Linked DNA regions of Homo sapiens: region 2 is linked to region 1. The links are chromatin loops, found by intact Hi-C in ENCODE. Cell type or tissue: pancreas. All regions are shown on one strand. Each heading gives the region's core, and the rest is flanking DNA. Links, peaks and the distances in the headings are about the cores only. Region 1 overlaps GNG7 (G protein subunit gamma 7). Region 2 overlaps SGTA (small glutamine rich tetratricopeptide repeat co-chaperone alpha).

What was found. Peaks named below come from ENCODE experiments on the same cell type or tissue, not always from the same donor. Only the 100,000 strongest peaks of a DNase experiment are listed, where the experiment ranks them.
Region 2: a loop joins it to region 1, with 2.2 times the contacts of the local background. A loop is called at or near these places in 34 of 110 quality-filtered maps.

The regions. Positions count from the first base shown.
Region 1 is chr19:2,646,761-2,658,008 of GRCh38, reverse strand. The region is part of intron 1 of GNG7 (G protein subunit gamma 7); the gene reads left to right. Among named protein-coding and RNA genes, the nearest start is that of MIR7850, 22 kb to the right of the region's middle. RefSeq lists a silencer at 7,320-7,495. In pancreas, for the core only: no CTCF peak of the experiment used is centred there; a DNase peak (open chromatin) is centred at 4,158.
Region 2 is chr19:2,758,956-2,770,203 of GRCh38, reverse strand. SGTA (small glutamine rich tetratricopeptide repeat co-chaperone alpha) reads left to right here. Exons shown (of 12, transcript NM_003021.4): 2 at 1,113-1,235; 3 at 2,518-2,624; 4 at 2,984-3,068; 5 at 4,919-5,018; 6 at 6,447-6,551; 7 at 7,560-7,698; 8 at 8,682-8,744; 9 at 10,910-10,947. The coding sequence starts at 1,136. Among named protein-coding and RNA genes, the nearest start is that of SGTA, 19 kb to the left of the region's middle. RefSeq lists an enhancer at 939-1,439. In pancreas, for the core only: no CTCF peak of the experiment used is centred there; a DNase peak (open chromatin) is centred at 7,304.

The DNA.
Region 1 (11,248 bases), core at 2,852-5,351:
CAGGGTAAGGAGTATGAGCCATCTCCAATGATAGGTAAGGTCATGTGTCCACTGGACATGGGGCCCTTCCCTGTTTGGCAGCCGAGGCAAAGAGAGAGAGAGAGAGAGGAGACAGCTTACGCCATTATTTCCGCATTTCAGAGACTTTTAGTACTTTCACTAATTCTGTTACTGCTATCTCGAAGGCAGAGCCAGGCAGCTCGTGCCCTCAGTCTCTTGCCTCGGTACCTAGGTTGCCTGCTGCCCATAGGGAACGTTGGACTAGATTTGCAACTTTTCTGTAAATCGAAAATTTTTCCAAAACAGAAACAAAATTTTTTTAAAAGATGGTGTCTTGCTATGTTGCCCAGGCTGGTCTCCAGCTCTCCTGGCTCCAAATGATCCTCCTGCCTCAGCCTCTCCAGTAGCTGGGATTACAGGCACAAGCCCCTGTGCCTGGCTGAAACAAAAGATTTTTGAAAAGGATCCTTGGGGGCAGAATTCAAAAAGTCCTATAAAGCAGGACATGAAACCCAAAAGTCAGGAGTTAGAGACTGGCAGACGACTTTGAGTTTCAGCTCTGAGTGCCTTTGTACTGTTTCTCTTTTTAGGATAAATGTTATTATGTGTATATATATATATATATATATATATATATATATATATATTTTTTTTTTTTTTTTTTTTTTTTTAATTGAGACGGGGTCTTGCTTTGTCACCCAGGGTGAAGTGCAGTGGCACCATTTCAGCTCACTGCAGCTTCGAACTCCTAGGCTCAAGACATCCTCCTGCTTCAGCCTCCCCAGTAGCTGGAACTACAGGTGTGCACCACCAGACCCAACTAATTTTTGTATTTTTAGTAGAGACCGGGTTTCACCATGTTGCCCAGGCTGGTCTCGAACTCTTGGGCTCAAGAAATCTGTCCTCCTAGACCTCCCAAAGGGCTGGGATTACAGGCATGAGCCACCGCGCCTGTAATGAGCCAGTTTTAATTTTGAAGACAATCATTGAAAATTGATCTGACGCTGTTTCATGTTTTAAGGCCTCTCCGCTGCCCCACCCCCAGAGGATTCCAGCACATGAAATCTGTAAACATTTGGTTTTACAGTGTTACTCTTTGCTAAAAATCATTAGGACTTACTCGTTTCTGGCATTCAAGGTCCTCTGAGATCTAACTCTAGTACACGGATTATATCAACCCTTCCTAAAGGGCCGGAGGTAAATTCTTGGCGTTGCAGGCCATGTGCTCTCTGTCGAGGCCTCCCAGCTGTGCTGTAGGAGCCCAGAAGCAGCCATGGATGATATGTAAGTGAACACGCACGGCTGTGTGCCAATAAAACTTTATGTACAAAAGCAAGCAGTGGGCTGCATTTGACCCATGGGCCAGAGTTTACCAACCTCTGGTCTAGTTCATCTTTCTTTCTCTTTTTTTGATGGAGCCTCACTCTGTCACTCAGGCTGGAGTGCAGTGGCGTGATCTTGGCGCACTGCAACCCCCGCCTCCTGGGTTCAAGCTTCTCCTGCCTCAGCCTCCTGAGTAGCTGGGACTACAGGCGTGCACCACCATGCCCGGCTAATTTTTGTATTTTTAGTAGAGACAGGGTTTCGCCATGTTGGCCAGGCTGGTCTTGAACTCCTAACCTTGTGATCCGCCTGCCTTGGCCTCCCAAAGTGCTGGGATGACAGGCGTGAGCCACCGCACCCGGCCTCACATTTTCTGTATCCATTCATCCAACGATGGACATGTAGGTTGGTTTCCTATCTCGGCTATTGTGAATGAGGCTGACAGATTCTGATTTCATTTCCTTTGGATGTATACCCAGAAGTGGGATTACTGGATCATATGGTGGTTCTATCTTTAATTTTTTGAGGAACTTCCATTCCGTTCTCCAGAATGGCTGTGCTCATTTACATTCCCACCAACAGCACACAGGGTTCCCTTTTCTCCACATCCTTACCAATGTTTCTTTTTTTTTTCTTTCTTTCTTTTTTTTTTTTTTGTTTTGAATCGGAGTCTCACTCTGTCACCCGGGCTGGAGTGCAGTGGCACGATCCTGGCTCACTGCAACCTCTGCCTCCCAGGTTCAAGTGATTCTCCTGCCTCAGTCTCCAAGCAGCTGAGATTACAGGTGCCCACCACCACGCCTGGCTAATTTATATATATATGTATTTTTTTTTTTTTTTTTTTTTTCAGACGGAGCCTCTCTCCGTCACCCAGGCTGGAGTGCAGTGGCGCGATCTCGACTCACTGCAAGCTCCACCTCCCGGGTTCACGCCATTCTCTTGCCTCAGGCTCCCGAGTAGCTGGGACTACAGGCGCCCGCCACCACGCCCGGCTAATTTTTTTGTATTTTTAGTAGAGACAAAGTTTCACTGTGTTAGCCAGGATGGTCTCCATCTCCTGACCTTGTGAGCCGCCCACCTCAGCCTCCCAAAGTGCTAAGATTACAGGCATGAGCCACCGCACCCGGCCTAATTTTTATATTTTTAGTAGAGACAGAGTTTCACCATGTTGGCCAGGCTGGTCTCGAACTCGTGATCTGCCTGCCTCATCCTCCCAAAGTGCTGGGATGACAGATATGAGCCACCGCACCCGGCCATCTTTACTAATGTTTTTTATCTTTTATCTTTTGGATCATAGCCATTCTAACAGGTATCTCATTTTGGTTTTAATTTGCATTTCCTGGCTGATTAATGATCTTCAGCGTTTTTTCATAATCCTGTTGGCTGCCTGCGTGTCTTTATTTGAGAGGTATCTAGTCAGATTATTTAACCCCCTCTTTTTTTTGAGATAGGGTCTCTTTTTGTTTTTGTGTGTGTGTGGTTTTTTTTTTTTTTTTTGAGACAGAGTCTTGCTCTGTCACCCAGCCTGGAGTGCAGTGGTGTGATCTCAGCTCACTGTAGCCTCGACCTCCCAGACTCAGCAATCCTCCCATCTCAGCCTCCTGAGTAACTGGGATCACAGGTGCAGACCACCACACCTGGCTATGTTTTAAAATTTTTTTTGTAGAGATGGGGTCTTGCTATGTGGTCCAGGCTGGTCTTGAACTCTTGAGCTCAATCAGTCCTCCTGCCTCTGCCTCCCAGGGGACACTGGACAATGTCTGGGGACATCTGTGGTTGTCACAACTCGGGGGTGCCCCTGGCATGGAGTGGGTGGAGGCCAGGGATGCTGCTTAGCACCCTGCAGTGCCCAGGATGGCCCCAGCCCAGAGAATGGTCCAGCCCCAATGTCCACAGTGCAGAGGGGGGAGACCCTGCATTCATTATTTCGAAAAAAATAATTGAATTGCGTCTCTGCTCACAACAGACACCAGAATAAGCTCCCAATGGGGCAGACAACATAAACTAGGGGACTCCAGTTCCCGGGATTCTCCTCCTCTCTCCCTCCCCCCACTCAGGGTGTGGATTTCAATGTGTGCAGCCTCCTGGGACCTCAGCAAGGGGGAGGATCATGGGACACAGTCTCTTGGGGATCTGTGGAACCCCCTAACTGAGGAGGTCTTTCTGGGGATGATTCTGTTCCCCAGGGGACATCAGGCAATGTCTGGGGACATCTGTGACTGTCGTGACTGGGGGTGCTCCTGGCATAGAGTGGGTGGAGGCCAGGGATGCTGTTCAGCTCCCTGCAGTGCCCAGGATGGCCCCACCCCAGAGAGTGACCCAGCTCTAATGTCCATAGTGCCTGGGGGTTGGGAGGGGGACCCGTGCTGTTTCGGATCGTGTCTAGGAGGCTGCTCTGGGAACCCGGGGAAGGTGGGAACAGAGCTTGTCATGAAGCGGGAGGGGAGGGTATGCGTCAGAAAAGAAATGACAGGTTTGAAATCTGCAGAAGCTCGTCTTTCCTCTCCGCCTCTCCTCCCCAGCCGGCCCCGCCCCCACCTGGCTTCCTAAATAAAGACCTTCCTCTGCATGGAGACCGCCTCACTCAAACTCACCCCCTCGTGCATATGCAGAGTCTCAAAAGACACGGCCCCGCCCCCGCCACAGCGAGGGTCTGAATGGGAGGTTTGGAGGAGAGCATCTGTGTCCCAGACCCGGCGGTGGGGGGCCCAGGGTGCTGGGCACATCTTCTGGAACCCGGGCTCGCCGAGGCAGGCGAGAGCTGTCCCCTCGCCTCTGTTGGGGATGCCTGCCAAGGTTAGCCATGGGCGAGGCCAGGGACAGCGCCTGGGTGGTGCCAAGGGGACTGTGAGTCACCTGTGGATAGGAGGGCTGAGTGAGGAGGGGACACGGGCCCTGGGCCTCAAGGGCACCATCTGAAGATCCCATAAGGATGAGGACAGGGGAGGCCAGAGGGCAGAAATTCAAGGCAACGGAACAGCTCTAGATGGGGGATGCCCCTGGCATGGGGTGGGTGGAGGCCAGGGACGCTGCTCAGCTCCCCGCAGTGCCCAGGACAGCCCCACCCCAGAGAATGATCCGGCCCCAATGCCCACAGTGCCGAGGGGGAGACCCTACATTCATCTGGAAAAAAATAGACTTCGATCCCTTCTCACTCCAGACACCAGGATAAACTCCTGATGGGGAAGACGGTATAAACCAGGGGGGCCCCCCAGCTCCTGGGATTCTCCTCCTCCCTCCGCCCCACTCAGGATGTGGATTTCAATGTGTGCAGCCTCCTGGGACCTCAGCAGGGCCGAGGATCATGGGACTCAGATCGATCCCTCATCTGCCCTGCTGCGGAATTTCCCAGCTCTGTGTTTGTCTGTTGCAAATCCCCAGGTTTGGGAGCTGAGGGTCTGGCTGTTTGTGTCCTTGGGCGCTGCTTGGAGATACTGGGCTATAAAATCTATCAGCCTTTTCAGAATTACAAGCAAAAATAACAACCAGCACCTTAATAACCCTAGAAGATGCATGCCTTCGACACTGTGGGTGAGGCCTGGTTTTTGTTTTCAGTTTCTATTATTTATTTTATTTTATTTTGATTTATTTATTTGAGTCAGAGTCTTGCTCTGTTGCCCGGGCTGGAGTGCAGTGGTGTGATCTCGGTTCACTGCAGCCTCTGCCTTCTGGGCTCACGTGATCCCTGGAGCCACCATGCCCAGCAAATTTTTAAATTTTTTGTAGAGATAGGGTCTTGCTATGTTGCCCAGGCTGGTTGCAAACTTCTGGCCTAGGGTCTTGCTATGTTGCCCAGGCTGGTTGCAAACTTCTGGCCTTCAGCAATCCTCCCACCTCAACCTCCCAAAGCACTAGGATTACAGGCATGAGCCCTTGTGCCCAGCCCATAGTACAATATCTTTAGCTGGTTCACAGGCTACAGTGACATCTCTCAGTGTTTCCAACACAGCTGAAACTATGTATCCTCTGACCCCCATCTCCCCCTTCCTTTCCCTCCTCTACCACTAACCGCTCTTCTGCTTTCTGTTTCTATGTATTTGGGAGGTTTTGATTGTGTGTTTGTTTTGAGATGGAGTCTCGCTCTGTTCCCCAGGCTGGAGTGCAGGTGGCACGATCCCAGCTCACTGCAACCTCTGCCTCTCGGGTTCAAGCGATTCTCCTGCCTCAGCCTCCTGAGTAGCTGGGATTACAGGCATGCACCACCACGCCCGGCTAATTTTATATTTTTAGTAGAGACGGGCTTTCACCATGTTAGCCAGGCTGGTCTTGAACTCCCAACCTCAGGTGATTTACCCGCCTCGGCCTCCCAAAGCGCTGGGATTACAGGCATGAGCCACCGTGCCTGGCTGTATTTGGGGTTCTTTGCTTGTTTTGTTTTTGGACTCCACAATACGTGGGATTACGCAGTGTTTTTCTCTCTCAGCGTCTGGCCTATTTCACTTGGCATCGTATTCTCCAGGTTCTACAAGGGGGAATTTTATGGCATGCGAATATTTTAATTTTTTTTTTTTGAGACGGAGTCTCGCTTAGCCGTCCAGGCTAGAGTGCAGTAGTGCGATCTTGGCTCACTGCAACCACTGTCTCCCGGGTTCAAGCGATTCTCCCATCTCAGCCTCCCGAGTAGCTGGCATTACAGGCGCCTGCCACCAGACCTGGCTAATTTTTGTATTTTTAGTACAGACGGGGTTTCACTGTGTTGCCCAGGCTGGTCTTGAACTCCTGACCTCAGGTGATCTGCCTGCCTTGGCCTCCCAAAGTGCTGGGATAACAGGCATGAGCCACTGCACCCGGCCTATTTTAATTTTTTAAAGAAAGAAATTGGTCAGGCACGGTGGCTCATGCGTGTCATCCCAGCACTTTGGGAGGCCGAAGCAGGTGGATTGCCTGAGCCCAGGAATTCAAGACCAGCCTGGCCAATATGGCATAACACCATCTCTACAAAAACTACAAAAATTAGCTGGGCGTGGTGATGGGCACCTGTAATCCCAGCTACTTGGGAGGTTGAGGCAGGAGAATCTCTTAAACCTGAGAGGTGGAGGTTGCAATGAGCTGAGATGGCACCACTGCACTCCAGCCTGGGTGACAGAGTGAGACTGTCTTAAAAAAAAAAGAGAGAGAGAGAGAGAGAGAAAGGGAGAGAGAAAAGAAAGAGAAAGAAGAAAGAAGGAAAGAGAGAGACAAAGGAAGACAGAAAGAGAGTAAGAGAGAGAAAGAAAAAGAGAAAGAGAGGGAGGAAAGGAAGGCAGGAGGGAGGGAGGAAGAAAGGAAGGAGGGAAGGAGGGAGGGAGGGATGGAGGGAAGGGAGGGAGGGAGGGATGGAGGGAAGGGAGGGAGGGAGGGATGGAGGGAAGGTAGGGAGGGAGGGAGGGAGGGATGGAGGGAAGGTAGGGAGGGAGGGATGGAGGGAGGGAGGGAAGGAAGGAAGGAAGGAAGGAAGGAAAGGAAGGAAGGAAGGAAGGAAGTCGGACAGAGATCTGGAGAAGTGCCTCCAGGACACAGTGGGGAGGGCCGGGAGGCGGTGGCAGCCCTTCGTACACGAGGTCCCCTGACCACCACCACTGTCCATGGCCTCTGTGTCCCAAGGGGGACTGATCTCTCCCTGCTGACATTCGGCACCTGCTACCTGGAGTGTTTCTTGCCTGTGTCTGAGACTTGCCTGCCTGCTGGGTGGAAGGGCCAGCTGCCCATAGGTGCCCAGGGCCCTGAGCTGGGTTTAAAGCCGGGCTATTGGCGCCTTGAAATCCATACTAATTTATGAACAGGAGGTCCCAGCGGTTCGTGTTGCCCCAGCTCGGCAGTTTCTGAGGGGACCTAACCCCCGCGGAGAGGTCTCTCCTCCTTGTCTCCACTGCTGGCCGCCCGGGTCGATTGTGATTTGTCCACACAGGGAACATGAAAACACAGCGTTTCTGTCAGGCTGAGTGAGCCGCTGAAGGTCGCTGGGGGACAGCCTGGCGCCAGCTGGTGCGGCTCAAGGCCCGAGGACAGAGCGGCTGGGATGCGGCTTCACCCACGCTGTGCTCGCCTCTGACCCAAGCTGCTCTGAGGCCGAGTGCAGACCAAGGGGCATCCGCAGGGATCGCCTCACTGCCAAGTCCAAGGTCTTGAGGACAGCCAGGGGCTGGGGTTAAAGGGCTGGGGACAGGGAGGTTTGCAGTGAAGGCAGAGAGTGAGAACTCATCTTAAAAATGATTCCTAGGGCTGGGAATCATTGTTGCCTGTAATCCCAACAACTTCGGGAGGCCAAGGCTGGCGGATCACCTGAGGTCAGGAGTTCAAGACCAGCCTGGCCAACATGAGGAAACCCCGTCTCTACTAAAAATACAAAAAAAGCTAGCCAGGCATGGTGGTGGGTACCTGAAATCCCAGTTACTCTGGAGGCTGAGGCAGGAGAATCGCTTGAACTCGGGAGGTGGAGGTTGCCGTGAGCCGAGATCGTGCCCCACTGCACTCCAGCCTGGGGGATAGAACGAGACTCTGTCTCAAAAAAAAAAAAAAAAAAGATTCCTATGACACGAATATTCACAGCAGCAGATTCACAATTGCCAACAAGAAGGAACGAGCCGATTGTCCATCCGCCGGTGAATGGATTTAAAAAACACGTCCTTCCATACTCAGGAGGAGTAAGACTCAGCCATGGAAAGGAGCGAGTCTTTGACACAGGTCACAGCATGGATGCACCTTGAGGACGTCACACTCAGTGAGAGACACCAGACACAAAAGGCCACACAGTGTGTGACCCCATTTCTATGAAATGTCCAGGACAGACCCATCCGCAGAGTCAGGGAGGGTGTGCGTGGGGGCCGGGGCTGGGGATCGGGGGCTGATGGCGAGGGGGCTTCTTTGTAGGGTGATGAGAATGTTCTGGAACTACATAAAGGTGATGGTTGGCCAGTTTTGCAAATATACTGAAAACAATGAATTATACACTTCAAGTGGGCGAGTTGTATGGTACAGGCGTTAGTTCACAATAAGGCTGTTTAAAAATAATGATTCCTGGCTGGGCGCGGTGGCTCACGCCTGTAATCCCAGCACTTTGGGAGGCTGAGGCGGGTGGATCATGAGGTCAGGGGCTCAAGACCAGCCTGACCAACATGGTGAAACCCCGTCTCTACTAAAAATACAAAAATTAGCCGGGGGTGGTGGTAGGTGCCTGTAATCCCAGCTACTCAGGAGGCTGAGGCAGGAGAATTGCTTGAACCTGGGAGGTGGAGCTTGCAGTGAGCTGAGATCGCACTCCAGCCTGGGTGACAGAGCAAGACTCCGTCTCAAAAAGTAATAATAATAATAATAATTCCTAGGGGTGAGCGTCTACACTGAATGTATCCGCCTCTCTCAGTTTGCTGGTTTTGATAAGATGTGCCCTAGTTGTGTACGGTGTCGCTGGCAGGGTAGTGAGTTGAAGGGCGCACCAGACCACTTCAAATTCATTCAGTAATTTAAGGTTGTCCAGGTGAAATGGCTACACCTGTAATCCCAGCCCTTTCAGAGGACAAGGTGGTGAGAGGATCACTTGAGCCCAGGAGTTCAAGACCAGGCTGGATAACATAGCAAAGACCCTGTCTCTATTTTTAAAAAATTAAAAATTAGCCCACAAATTAAGCACATTCCTTCCCCCTTCCCAGAACATAAAAACTACAACAGTGATGCCCACCTGTAGGCCCAGCTCCTCAGGAGGCTGAGGAAGGAGGATCGCTTGAGCCCAGGAGGTGGAGGCTGCAGTGAGCTGTGATTACACCATTGCACTCCAGCCTGGGCAATAGAGTGAGGCCCTGTCTCAAAAAAAACAAAAAACAAAAAACAAAAAAAAAAACACATGATTCAGAGTTGAAGGATTATGTTCATAGCTGCCCTGCAAGGTGGAGGGCAGGAGTCTGGGCCTCCTGCAGCCCCGTGGGCATGCCGCTCCAGCCCTTTCATCACTCATCCCTGCTGCCCTGAGCTGCTGCTGTCCTGAGTGGCAGGCCCTGGTGTAGCAGATCCTGCAAGATTCCAGCTGCTGCCAGAGCCCAAGGGTGCCAGGGCATTCCTGTGGCAAGGGCACCACCTGCAGGTGACAGTGAGGATTTCAGCTCCCTATCCCTACCTTTTATTGATGGTAAATTACCCTGAGCTCGTAGAACGGAAACTAGCATTTTAAAAAGTCTGCATTTTTTTTAAATGAACTTTTAATTTTAGATTTTCAGAAGAGTTGCAAAGAAATCCAGAGATTTCCTGTCTACCTCTCACCAGTTTTCCCTTATGTTAGCATCTTATGAAGTCACCATGCATTTGGGGTTGGTCTGTTTTTGAGACAGTGCCGTGCTCTGTTGCCCAGGCTGGAGTGCAGTGGCACAATCGCAGATCACTGCAGCCTCGACCTCCTGGGCTCAAGTGATCCTCCTGCCTCGGCCTCCCAAGTAGCTGGGACTACAGGTTTGCACCACCATGCCCAGCTAATTTTTACATTGTTTTTATAGAGATGGCAGATGGGGTCTTGCTATGTTGCCCAGGCTGGACCATATACTTGTGACCACCAAGAAGCCCATGTGGGTACATTTCTATAAGCTAAATTTCACTCTTTATCCCAGTTTCACGGTTTTTTTCTTCTAATGTCCTTTTTCTGTTTTAGGATCCTATCCTGGATCCCAAGTGGCTTTTTTTTTTTTTTTTTTTTTTGAGACAGGGTCTCGTTCTGTCACCCAGGCTAGAGTGCAGTGGCATGATCTCAGCTCACTGCAACCTCCGCCTCCCGGGTTCAAACGATTCTCCTGCCTCAGCCTCCCAAGTAGCTGGGATTACGGGCGCCCACCACCACACCTGGCTAATTTTTGTATTTTTAGTAGAGACAGGATTTCAACATGTTGACCCGGCTGGTCTCGAACTCGTGACCTCAGGTGATCCTCCCACCTCGGCCCCCCAAAGTGATGGGATTACAGGTGTGAGCCACCGTGCCTGGCCCCATGTGGCATTTATTTTTATTTTTTCTCAGACAGGATTGCACTCTGTTGCCTAGGCTGGAGTGCAGTGGTGCAATCCTAGCTCACAGCAACCTTGATCTCCCAGGATCAAGCGATCCTCCCATCTCAGCCTCTCGAGTAGCTGGGGTCACAGGCGGGCACCACTACACCCTCCTAATTTTTAAATTTTTTTTGTCAAGATGGGGTCATTTTGTAGAGATGGGGCGACTCGCTGGGAGGACCCTGGACTCCGCATGAGGCCTCCTTGTGACTGTGGTTTGTCCCAGCAAGAGGACATGGAGCACAGAGCAGAGTTTGGGAAGGGAAAGGCTCGTGGGGTGGGTCGGGGAGGCCAGGCCCGGCTTCTAGGCCCAGCTTCCAGGCCCTCTCCCCATGTGTCACGCGGGACACGCCACATCCCCAGCAGCGAGCTGGGACAACAGCCCAAAGCACTGTCACCAGCGAGGCTCCCAGAGACCCAGCACCCACGTTCCTATGGGGGCTGGTTCTGCTGCCCCTGCTGCCTGACCCATGCCAGGATTCCAGGCTCCAGAGGGAGGCAAGGATTTCATATAAACCACGGTGTTTGCAGGAACAGCTTTGGCCCTGGAGCTTGTCCTGTCAGTGATGGTGGCAGGGTCCCCCCGAGTCCCCCGAGGTGGGGAGTTCCTGGTCGCAGCCTCAGGCATGTGGTGCCAGCCTGGTTCTGCTCAGAGACTGCCCGTACCAGCTGAGCTGGGGCTGAGGGACTTCCCAGGATGCAGGACTTTCAGGCTAACTCTGGAAAAGTCCTGGGCAGACCTGGATACGTTGGGTGCCTTCTGGGCACCGTGGGACTAACTCAGCCCCTTCTTCTTCCTCCCAGGGAGATCGTGAGGCTCCAAAGATGTACAGAGATGTTTTTGATAAACTGTGAAGAGCCGTAGAAACATCAATCCTTGCACTCAGTTCAGTTTTCAAACACGTGGAAAATGTATTAGGAATAA
Region 2 (11,248 bases), core at 5,890-8,389, 110 kb before region 1:
AGCTGTCAAGTCCTGGGAATGAGGAACAAGACAGGGTATCCGAGGGGGGACCAGGCGGATGTCCGAGGGGGAACCAGGAGGGTTTCTGAGAGGGAACCAGGAGGGTGTCCGAGGGGGCATCCAGGAGGGTATCCGGGGGGGAACCAGGCGGGTGTCCGAGGGGGGCACAGGCGGGTGTCCGAGGGGGGCACAGGCGGGTGTCCGAGGGGGGAACCAGGCGGGTGTCCGAGGGGGGAACTAGGCGGGTGTCCGAGGGGGGAACCAGGCGGGTGTCCGGTGGGGGAACCAGGCTGGTGTCCGCTGGGGGAACCAGGAGGGTGTCCGGTGGGGGAACCAGGCTGGTGTCCGCTGGGGGAACCAGGAGGGTGTCCGCTGGGGGAACCAGGAGGGTGTCAGGTGGGGGAACCAGGCGGGTGTCCGAGGGGGGCACAGGAGGGTGTCCGAGGGGGAACTAGAGGGGGGTCTGAGGTGGAATGAGGTAGGTAGGCCTCCCAGGGGGAACAAGACGGGTCCCCAAGAAGTCCCTGGGGGGAGTCCTCTGCAAGTCCTGTGAAACAGTGATACCAGGGCAGGCACACCTGGCCCCGTTGGGTACCTAAGAAATGCTTGCTGACATGCCACAAAAGAGGTAAATTGAGGAAAGGGGCAGTGGCTCTGGCTGAGGACAAGGTCTCTCCCTCTCAGCACTGTGGACATTGGGGCTGGATCGTTCTCTGGAGTGGAGCTGTCCTGGGCACTGCAGGGTGCTGGGCAGCATCCCTGGCCCCCACCCACCTCATGCCAGAAGCAGGGGCGGAGGGGACCTCCGTGGCGCCTCAGTACCACCCTGGGAGTGCTCAGGAGGCCCTGGGAGCACGCGGGTTCTCTAGGGCAGGCCCTGCTTGCCTGCTGGCCTCACACTTTCTGGCTGTGTGCATAGCCGGATTGGTGAGCTCTGGGCCTCAGGTCATCATCTGTGAAATGGGCGTATTAAGGCCTTTCTACCTGGGCTGTCCTGGAGCTGAGATCAGCCAGCACCCTTAAAGTGAGGCCCAGCTAGTTAGGGGCAGGCCTGGGGTGCCTGGAGTGGGGAGTGTGAGGGGGCCTGATGGGGGTTTTTCCTGCACCCCCAGGTATCACCTCTTCTGGGCTCAAGATGGACAACAAGAAGCGCCTGGCCTACGCCATCATCCAGTTCCTGCATGACCAGCTCCGGCACGGGGGCCTCTCGTCCGATGCTCAGGAGAGCTTGGAAGGTAGGTGGGTGCCTGCCACTTCCCCCTCTCCCCGGGCAGCGGCCAGCACAGTCGCCTCGTGTAGACACCTGGTGTGTAGATGCCTGGTCCCCCGCCTGGCTTTTTGGGGGTGGAAGCTAAGCCCAGAGAGGGCAGGGGTCTGCCCAGGGCCACACAGCCCCCGGCCGTGGGAGCCAGGGCCGAGCTGAGCCCTCCCGCCTGCCACTGCGTGGCGCCACCACTGCTTGATGCCTTCAGGCTGAGCTGCCTTCCAGTGGCTTTTTTCCATCTCCCCATCTTCCACCAAGGTGTGTTCTGGAATGTTCTCACCACCCAGTGTGTGTGTGTCACCATCGGTCACGGGGAAAAAGCTCTCCTAGTGCTGGCCCCGCCCCAGAGTCCCAGACTCGTTGGCATCCTGCATGGCCTGTCCGCTCCCCAGGTGCCTTGGTCTCCTGGCTGGTCTTGCTTGCGCTTCTGCGACACCTGGATCCGGGGCTCGGAGGGAAAGGAGGGCTCGGGGAGGCACCCTCGTGTGGCTGCAGGTTCTGCTCTAGGTCCTCCTTCCCCACCTATGCCTCGCTCACCTGTGTCCTGGGCCTGCCAGGCCTCTGTAGCATGGACACCCAGTGACAGCTGTAGGGATGTGCCCGGGGTCCTTGACACAGTGCTGGGCAGGAAGTGGCTGACCCCCACTTCTGACCTGGGTTAGGACCCTGGGTCCACACGAGGAGGCGGCCAGGGCTAGTGTTGTCTGGCTCGGTGGGAGGGCCCCCTGGGTGCTGAGTCTGTCAGGTGGGCCAGCAGAGAGAGGGGCCCTGTGGCTGTTTCTTGTCCTGCTCTCAATGGTCCTGCCCTGGTACAGACCCAGTCATACAGGCCTTCTACTGGGGGCTGGCTTCAAGCTCCTTACTCAGGCCAGGCGCCCTTGGAGGTGCAACAGCATCCGGGGCACCTCACCCCTGACGTGGCCCTCCAGGTGGGGCCAAGCCCCCACCACGCCGCAGCCGGGCAGCCCCAGCATTGGGACCCCACAGAGGCCTGAGGTCACCACCTGGGCTCCACTCTGCCCACGGCCTCTGCTGCTCTCAGGGGCACGGGGCGTCTCTGTCTGGCTTTTCTTTTCGGGAAGGAAGAGGGTCCACTGTCCCAGCCCAGAGCACAGGCGGCGGCCCCTGCGTTCTGGGGTCCTTGGGAATGAACACACCTGGGGAAGCATGAGCACCAACCCCGCCCTCTAGACCCAAAAACGTAACCTCGGGGCTGCGTGCAATGAATGGGACCGCCTCTGTCCCCGCTTCAGTCGCCATCCAGTGCCTGGAGACTGCGTTTGGGGTGACGGTAGAAGACAGTGACCTTGCGCTCCCTCAGACTCTGCCGGAGATATTTGAAGCGGCTGCCACGGGCAAGGTGAGCCTCGATGCTTCCCCAGCCACTGCCCCCAAAATAAGAACAGCAACAGCAGGCAGCCCTGGGGACCCCAGGAGCCCCGCTCTCATCGTCCCCCAGCACTCTGCCTGCATCCTCTCCTGGGCTGGGGACGTGGCTGCAGGAGCACTTGGCCCTCCTCCCCCTATCGGCGGGTCCTGAGACACATAGCGCTGTGGTCACTCGCCCAGGGCCACATGATGGGGGGCCAGGAGTCCCCTGCAGAGCCCCCGGGTCCTTCGGAACTTGGTGGCCCTCTCTGGCGTCCCGAGGGAAGCTAAGGCCGGAGGGTGCCAGGTTGGGAGGAGAGGACAGCGGGCCGCCTTTGCCTCCGGGTCCAGGAGATGCCGCAGGACCTGAGGAGCCCCGCGCGAACCCCGCCTTCCGAGGAGGACTCAGCAGAGGCAGAGCGCCTCAAAACCGAAGGTAAGGGAGGACCTCCATCCCCACAGACACCTCGCCCTACCTGGACTCCGGGGCTGTGGGACCCTCGCAGAGGCCAGCTGGTCCCTGGGGCCCAGGGAGCTGAGGGAATTGCCCTGATGACCAGCACGCTGGCTTGTGGGGACGGGGACGGAAGGGGGACTGGCGAGGGGACTGGCGAGGTGCAGAGAAACTTGACCTTCAGGCACAGCACGGCTGGTGGGGTTGTCGGGAGCGGCCCCTGTGGAAGACTGGCTGGTGGCCCCCAAAAGTTGCACAGCTTCCATGAGACCCGCCGGTTCCACCCTGATACTAGATATGTGCCCAAGAGAGACACATGTCCACCAAAACCCAGACACATGTTCACAGCAGCTGTATTCACAAGAGTCAAAAAGCAAGAAGAGGCCGGGCGCGGTGGCTCACACCTGCAGTCCCAGCTCTTTGGGAGGCCGAGGCGGGCAGATTGCCTGAGGTCAGGAGTTCAAGCCTAGCCTGGGCCAACATGGTGAAACCCCGTCTCTACTAAAAATGCAAAAAAATTAGCCAGGTGCAGTGGTGGGCACCTGTAATCCCAACTACTCAGGAGGCTGAGGCAGGAGAGTTGCTTGAACCTGGGAGGCGGAGGTTGCAGTGAGTCCAGATCGCGCCACTGCACTCCAGCCTGGGCGATAAGAGTGAAACTCCGTCTCAAAAAAAAATAAAAAATAAAAAATAAAACAATAAAAAGAAGCAAAAACAGCTTAAATGCCTGTCCACGCTAAATGGTCAGCACAGCATGGCCCATCTACACGGTGGAATGTGGATGGGTGAGGCTCTGACCCAGGCCCCAGCGCAGATGCACCGTGAAGACATCACACTCAGGGAGAGAGGCCAGACACAAAAGGACGCACAGCATGTGATCCCATTTCTTTTTTTTCTTTTTTGAGATGGAGTCTCGCTCTGTCGCCCAGGCTGGAGTGCAGTGGCGTGATCTCGGCTCACTGCAACCTCTGACTCCCTGGTTCAAGCAATTCTCCTGCCTCAGCCTTCTGAGTAGCTGGGACTACAGAAGCCTACCACCACGCCCGGCTAATTTTTGTATTTCTAGTAGAGACAGGTTTCACTGTGTTGGCCAGGATGGTCTTGGTCTCCTGATCTTGCGATCCGCCTGCGTCGGCCTCCCAAAGTGCTGGGATTATAAGCATGAGCCACCGCGCCCGGGCTTATATTTTTAAAGCGTAAGCTTTGTGGCATGTAAATTATATCTCAATAAAACTGTTTAGGGAAACACACGCTGATACCCATCTTCCCCCCACGCCCTCCTGAATTGGGATCTCGGGGGCGGGAGTGGGTTTCTGTCTTCAGGGCTCTCAGTTCTAGGATAGCAGCTGGGGTTTTTACCGTCCTACCAGCTGGGACCCATGCCTCAGATAGAAGCCCCATTGCCTATGAAATGAGAAGGTATCACATGAGTATTCCAAAATACAGGCCTCCACTTGGGCTCTTTCCAAAAGCAATAGCGAAAGGGACAGTTTCCGTCCCCGGGCCGGTGAGCTGTATTAACTGTTCTGCTCCCGGGGTCGCCATCCAGGCAGTGACAGCCACCGTCGCCAGGCACAGGCCAGGCCAGGCCCTGCCGCCCCCACCTCCATCCCCCTTAGTGGATGTAGATATGATTGTTTGCGACTAGCGAACCCCCTATAGATGCAGATGCCTCCTGAGCCGGCATCTGTGTTGAGTCCTGGCTGCCCAGAAGAGCCAAGTGTGACGCCCCCTCGGGTCTGTGTGGACACCAGGCCGGTGTTTTCCTCTCTCCCTGACACCCCCTCCGGTCTGTGTGGACACCGGGCCGGTGTTTTCCTCTCTCCCTGTAGGAAACGAGCAGATGAAAGTGGAAAACTTTGAAGCTGCCGTGCATTTCTACGGAAAAGCCATCGAGCTCAACCCAGCCAACGCCGTCTATTTCTGCAACAGGTACCAGCTCAGGGCCTGCCCAGGGCAGGGGCGGCCGGGTGCGGGGGCGTCCTCCGGGATGCTTAGCAGGGACCTGAGATGGGAGAGGCCTCTGCGCTGTAGATGAGGGATCCATTCACCGGTGGTCTCAGACCAGGAGCGAGCATCAGGTGACCAGCAACGGGGTCGGGGAGAGTCGATGCTGATTTAAAATCAGGTAGCACGCCCAGCACTCTGGGAGGCCATGGGGGAAAGATCACTTGAGGCTAGGAGTTCGGGACTAGCCTGGGCAACATATCAAGACCCCCGTCTCTACAGAAAATGTAAAAATTAGTCTGGGGGCCAGGCGCGGTGGCTCACGTCTGTAATTCCAGCACTTTGGGAGGCTGAGGCGGGGGGGATCACTTGAGGTTGAGAGTTCAAGACCAGCCTGGCTAACATGGTGAAACCCCGTCTTTACTAAAAATACAAAATTAGCCGGGTGTAGTGGTGGGCACCACCAGTTACTCAAGAGGCTGAGGTATGAGGATGGTTTGAACCTGGGAGGCAGAGGTTGCAGTGAGCCAAGATTGCGCCACTGCCCTCCATCTTGGGTGACAGGGAGACTCTGTCTCAAAAAAACCCCGAAAAAAACCACAAAAATTAGCTGGATGTGGTGGTGGGTGCCTGTAGTCCCAGCTACCTGGGAGGCTGAGGCAGGAAAATCACTTGAACCCGGGAGGCAGAGGTTGCAGTGAGCTGAGATCGTGTCACTGCACTCCAGCCTGGGCAGCAGAGCAAAACCCTGTTTCAAAAATAATAAATACATAAATACATACATAGAAAATCAGGTATCATGGCATTCCACGTGGATGTCAAGCCAAGAAAATAATCCAGTATGTGGAGGGTTGTGTTTTTTGAATGTGTGGTCTTGGATCTGCTTCAGGCTTACAGGACAGTTGCAGAGGCAGTGCAGGGTTCCTGGCCGCCTGTCATGGGGTAGTTTAGTCTCCACTCACTCTTCTCTGTACTTTGAAAAAATTGTAAAGAGAAACACTAAACACGAAAATGGTGAAGACGATTCAGACGCTGTAAGCCAAGAGCTTTGAGCTTTGACATTGGTCTGAGTTCTTTTTTTACTGATATGTAAATAATTTGTGAATGAAACTTGGGTATAAGTTCCCTACCCTCATTGCTCTTGTACAGCCATGGATCGGAACATTTTTTGCAAATAAAATTCAGAGTCGCAGTCCTGAGTGGCTGCTGGTGCTTTGAGCCCACATTTGTCTAAGAGCATCTCAGTGGCCACACCTCTCAGCTTTCCCCATCAGCCCCATTTTACAGATGGGGAAAACTGAGGCCGTTCCTCCAGGAAGTTGGAGAGGAACGCAGCTCTCAGGCTCCCCTCAAGGGCTGCCCGCTGGGCTCAGAGCCGCCAGTGAGGGACCTGCCCTGCCTTTTCTTCCCCAGAGCCGCAGCCTACAGCAAACTCGGCAACTACGCAGGCGCGGTGCAGGACTGTGAGCGGGCCATCTGCATTGACCCGGCCTACAGCAAGGCCTACGGCAGGATGGGGTGAGTGCCTGTCCACGGCCGCGCCTTTCCAGTCTCTCGGGACCCCTCCTCTCCTGCTCCTGCTTCCTCTCTTGTGTGGCTTTTTTCCCACCCACAACGAATTCTCCCACCCCGGTTCAGTTCAACTCTGACACTAGCTGTTCGGAGCCAACGTAGTCCCTACAGGTCACAGGCTCAGCCCCACAGACGCCCCGCATCAGGTGCCACCCGGAGATCCCTGGGCCCCTTGCTTCTCCCTGACTGGCTGTCACCTGGGGTTCCCATGGCTCCTACTCAGGCTCCATTGTTTGCTGGGGCGGCTCACAGAGCTCAGGGAAGCACCTGGTTTATGATGAAGGACACAGGACAGGTCCGAGAGTGAGGCCAGGAGGGTCCCCGGGGCAGGAGCCTGCGCCCCGTGCAGCCGGTGCCGCCCTCCCAGCATAAGCGTGCATTCGCCTGCTTCTCTGAATGCCCTTGCTCAGAGTTTGTGGGATTGGGTCTCCCCAGAGGCTGGGGAGGGGCCCTGTTCAACTGCCCAGTCTCCCCAGGACCCGCCTCCTCCTGGGCTCTGTAGGGGCCCTGAGTCACCTCACGAGTGAAGACTCACTCAGGTGGGGGTCAGGGGCTGCTTGTGGATGACGGGAGACATGTCTGTCGCTCAGAGGTTCCGAGGGTCCTTGGTGCCCTGTGCCGGGAAGCGGGGCCAAGACAACATCCACGCATTTCCTGTGACCCTGAGCTGGCCCGCTCCCTCCTCTCAGCCCGCTCTGGGCTTTGAGGCCCTGTGTGTGGCCCCATGGGGACTCCAGTTCTTGTGTGGCAGGGGTGTTCTCATGTCTGTCTCCCTCAGTCCTGCCCCTGGGCCCCTCGAAAGCCAGGTTTGTCTCCACTGAGCTGACAGCGGGCAGGGGGTGGCACCATCCGAGGTGGTTTGGGGGTTGCCAGGACCGCCGGGGACGAGGGCTTTGGCGGGGCCTCCTGGAGCTGGGCAGATGGGAACAGTCCATCCCCGGTGCTCTCCTCCAGCCTGGCGCTCTCCAGCCTCAACAAGCACGTGGAGGCCGTGGCTTACTACAAGAAGGCTCTGGAGCTGGACCCCGACAACGAGACATACAAGTCCAACCTCAAGATAGCGGAGCTGAAGCTGCGGGAGGCCCCCAGCCCCGTGAGTGCAGCGGGGGCGAGTGGCTCCAGAACGCCGAGCTGACTGTGTGGGTGGGGGACAGGTCCTCGGGCGCACCAGTGGCTCTAGGCTTAACCTGGGTGTCGTGAGGGTCCGGGGTTTGTTTCAGTTGGTGGTGAGATGCACAGGCGTGGAAGTGAGTGTCGTGAGAAGGTTCATGCCCCCAGACCCCTGGAAGCAGGAGGCCGGCCGCAGGGCTGCCCGCGGAGGCTGAGGGAGGGGCACAGAAAGGACCCTCGATGTGGGTTTTGTGGCGAGGCCGGGTGAGGAGGCTTCGGGTTGGCTGGTTGGAGCCATTTCATTAGACCCAGGCCTGGGGGCTGCCCCTGGTTGCCTGGTCCCTGGCCTGGGGGTGAGTGGGGCAGGTGGACTGTGGCCCTGGGGTGATGGGGGAGGTGCTGAGGGTGTGGGTTCTGGGTTAGTTTGTTTGTATTTCAAAGGTGCGTTTCTGGGTGAGTCATTTGCTTTCTCTGGGAATTGGCTACTCCAGGAGGGGGCGGCTCTGCCAGGCCAGCAAGGCCCCAAGGTGTCAAAGCGGCAGAATACAGGAAATCAACACGGGATGATAGACTGTGCCGTCCCCGGGCGGTCGCGCTGTACGGGGAATAAACACGGGATGATAGACTGTGCCGTCCCCGGGCGGTCGCGCTGTGCGGGGAATAAACACGGGATGATAGACTGTGCCGTCCCCGGGCGGTCGCGCTGTGCGGGGAATAAACACGGGATGATAGACTGTGCCGTCCCCGGGCGGTCGCGCTGTGCGGGGAATAAACACGGGATGACAGACTGTGCCGTCCCCGGGCGGTTGCGATGTGCTTCGTGCTGCCTGCCTCAAAGCACCCTCTGGCCGCAGGGTTGATAGAATGTCTGAGCCCCGTGGGGGGCCGTTGTTTCTGAGTTCCAGGGGGTTATTCACCGTGGCCTCTGGTCCAGGCCCCACTAACCAGGGCTGTTCTCATCCTCAGACGGGAGGCGTGGGCAGCTTCGACATCGCCGGCCTGCTGAACAACCCTGGCTTCATGAGCATGGTAACGGCCCGCCCCTCCTCCCTGTCCATGGTGTCTGCGCCACCCCCCAGGCCCGCATCTGCTGTGTCCGCTACTGGCCAGGGCTTCCTTGCCTTGGCACTGCTGGCTTCTGGAACCAGATGGGTCTTGTCTGTGGGGTCGTCCTGGGCACCGCAGGGCGCTGGCAGCACCCCTGGCCTCACCCGCCCCATGTCAGGAGCACCCCCACCCTCTGCTTCGACAATCAAAAGTGTCCCCAATGTTGATGTCCCAAGCAAGACCCATCAGTAGTGAGCACCAAAAGCTGGCTCTCCTGGCTGAGCCCAGGGAGGTCACACCCCCACCCCACCCTGGCGTGGGCTCCTCCTCGCAGTGCAGAGACACTGATCACAACACAGCAGCGTCTGCCTCCTAAGGTTCAGGCAAGGGAAGCAGAGCGCCGGGTGCGCCGGGCGCAGGTGGACCTCCCGATGCCCGGGCACTCATGCTTCCAAAGGGACGGCCTTTGGCAGGGAGTTCCTTGACTGGGATCCTCGGAGAGCCATCCCCCACACACACATGTTCATTTCCTGGGAGGTCTGTGTGCCCTGGGACCACTCTTCAGGCTCCCACAGCCTCAGGGTACAGGGACTCGCCTAAGGCTGTCGGGGAGAAAAGCCCTCAGTCTCACTGTCAGTCAGAAAAATGAGCCAGCTGGGCCAGGAGCCCTGCCCGGGTCGTGCCATTCAGCAGAGGCCACACCTCTTACTGTAGCCCTCGTCCGCTGGCCAAGCTGCCAGGGGAATATGTTCTCCCTCACCATGGGATGGAGGGTGACTGGGCCCCAGTCTTTCAAGGGGCCTCTCAGCTTGGCCATGTCACAGACGCCTTTTCCCTTCAGACATCTGGGGTTGGCAGAATAAGGCCCGCCGCTGGGTTTTGTTAATAAAGTTTTTTTTGGTTTTTTTTTTTTTTTTTTTTTTTGAGATGGAGTCTCGCTCTGTCGCCCAGGTTGGAGTGCAGTGGTGTGATCTCAGCTCACTGCAACCTCCGCCTCCCAGGTTCAAGCGATTCTCCTGCGTCAGCCTCCCGAGTAGCTGGGATTACAGGTGCCCACCACCATGCCTGGCTAATTTTGGTATTTTTTAATAGAAATGGGGTTTCACCATGTTTGCCAGGCTGGTCTCGAACTCCTGACCTTGTGATCCACCCGCCTCGGCCCCCCAAAGTGCTGGGATTACAGGTGTGAGCCACTACACCTGACCAATAAAGTTTTATTGGCACACAGCCATGCCCATTCATACACCTAGTGTCACTGGTGGCTTTCATGATACGGCGGCAGAGCTGAGTAGTTGCGTCAGGCACCCGTGTCTGAAAAGGCTGAGAGTATTTACACACTGGCCCTTTACACAGAGAGTTTGCCACACCTCTGAGCCACCTCCTTTCAACAGGTCCAAAGGAATAATCCCAAGTGGAAAGTTAACATGAGAAAGTGCCCAGTATAGTGCTATTTATTTATTTATTTATTTTTACTTCTTTTTTGAGACAGAGTCTCACTCTGTCACCCAGGCTGGAGTGCAGCGGTGTGATCTCGGCTCACTGCAACCTCCCCCTCCCAGGTTCAGGCGATTCTTGTGCCTCAGTTTCCCAAGTAGCTGGGACTACAGGCATGCACCACCACACCTGGCTAATTTCATATTTTTAGTAGAGACGGGGTTTCACCATGTTGGTTAGGCTGGTCTCGAACTCCTGACCTCAAGCGATCTGCCTGCCTCGGCCTCCTAAAGTGCTGGGATTCCAGGCGTGAACCACCGCGCCCAGCCACAGTGCTATTTATTGATAGAGCAAAACTGGAACCAAATATGCTAAATGAAATATGCTAAAGCAGACAGCAGCTAAAATAAAGAACCAAAACGCCTCCACACAGCAAAACCGCAGCAGCCAGTGAGAGAGCGCTGTGGCGCTGCGAGATCGCTCCTGAAGCAGGAACCCAAAACAGGATTTAAGTCACAATGTGGAGGTCACAGCTCGTGGGTGGGGGGGCGAAAATGTAGGGAAAAGGGTATGAAAGACCGAATGCCCGGCTCTTACTGTTGGTTGGCGTGCTGGAGTCCAGAACCAAGGCTGGTTAAGATGGAAAGTGTCTGATGAAAGAGAATGATGCGCTGGGAGCTTTGTCTTCCTGACAAATTTGTTCTGTTCTTCAGGCTTCGAACCTAATGAACAATCCCCAGATTCAGCAGCTGTAAGTGACAACCGGGTTTCTTCGGGTCTTGTTGTGGTTAAATTTCCTTTTATTGTGGGTAAATTCACTTAACATAAAACTAACCACTTTAAAGTGTGCAACTTAATGGCATTAAGGACTTTCACACTGTCATGCAACTGTCACCACTATCACACTGTCATGCAACTGTCACCACCATCACACTGTCATGCAACTGTCACCACCATTGAGCACCAACCCATCTTCATCACCTCCGAAAGAAGCCCCTTCCCCCTCAGCTGTCACTCCCCAACCCCTCTCCTATCCCCTGACAACCACGCAT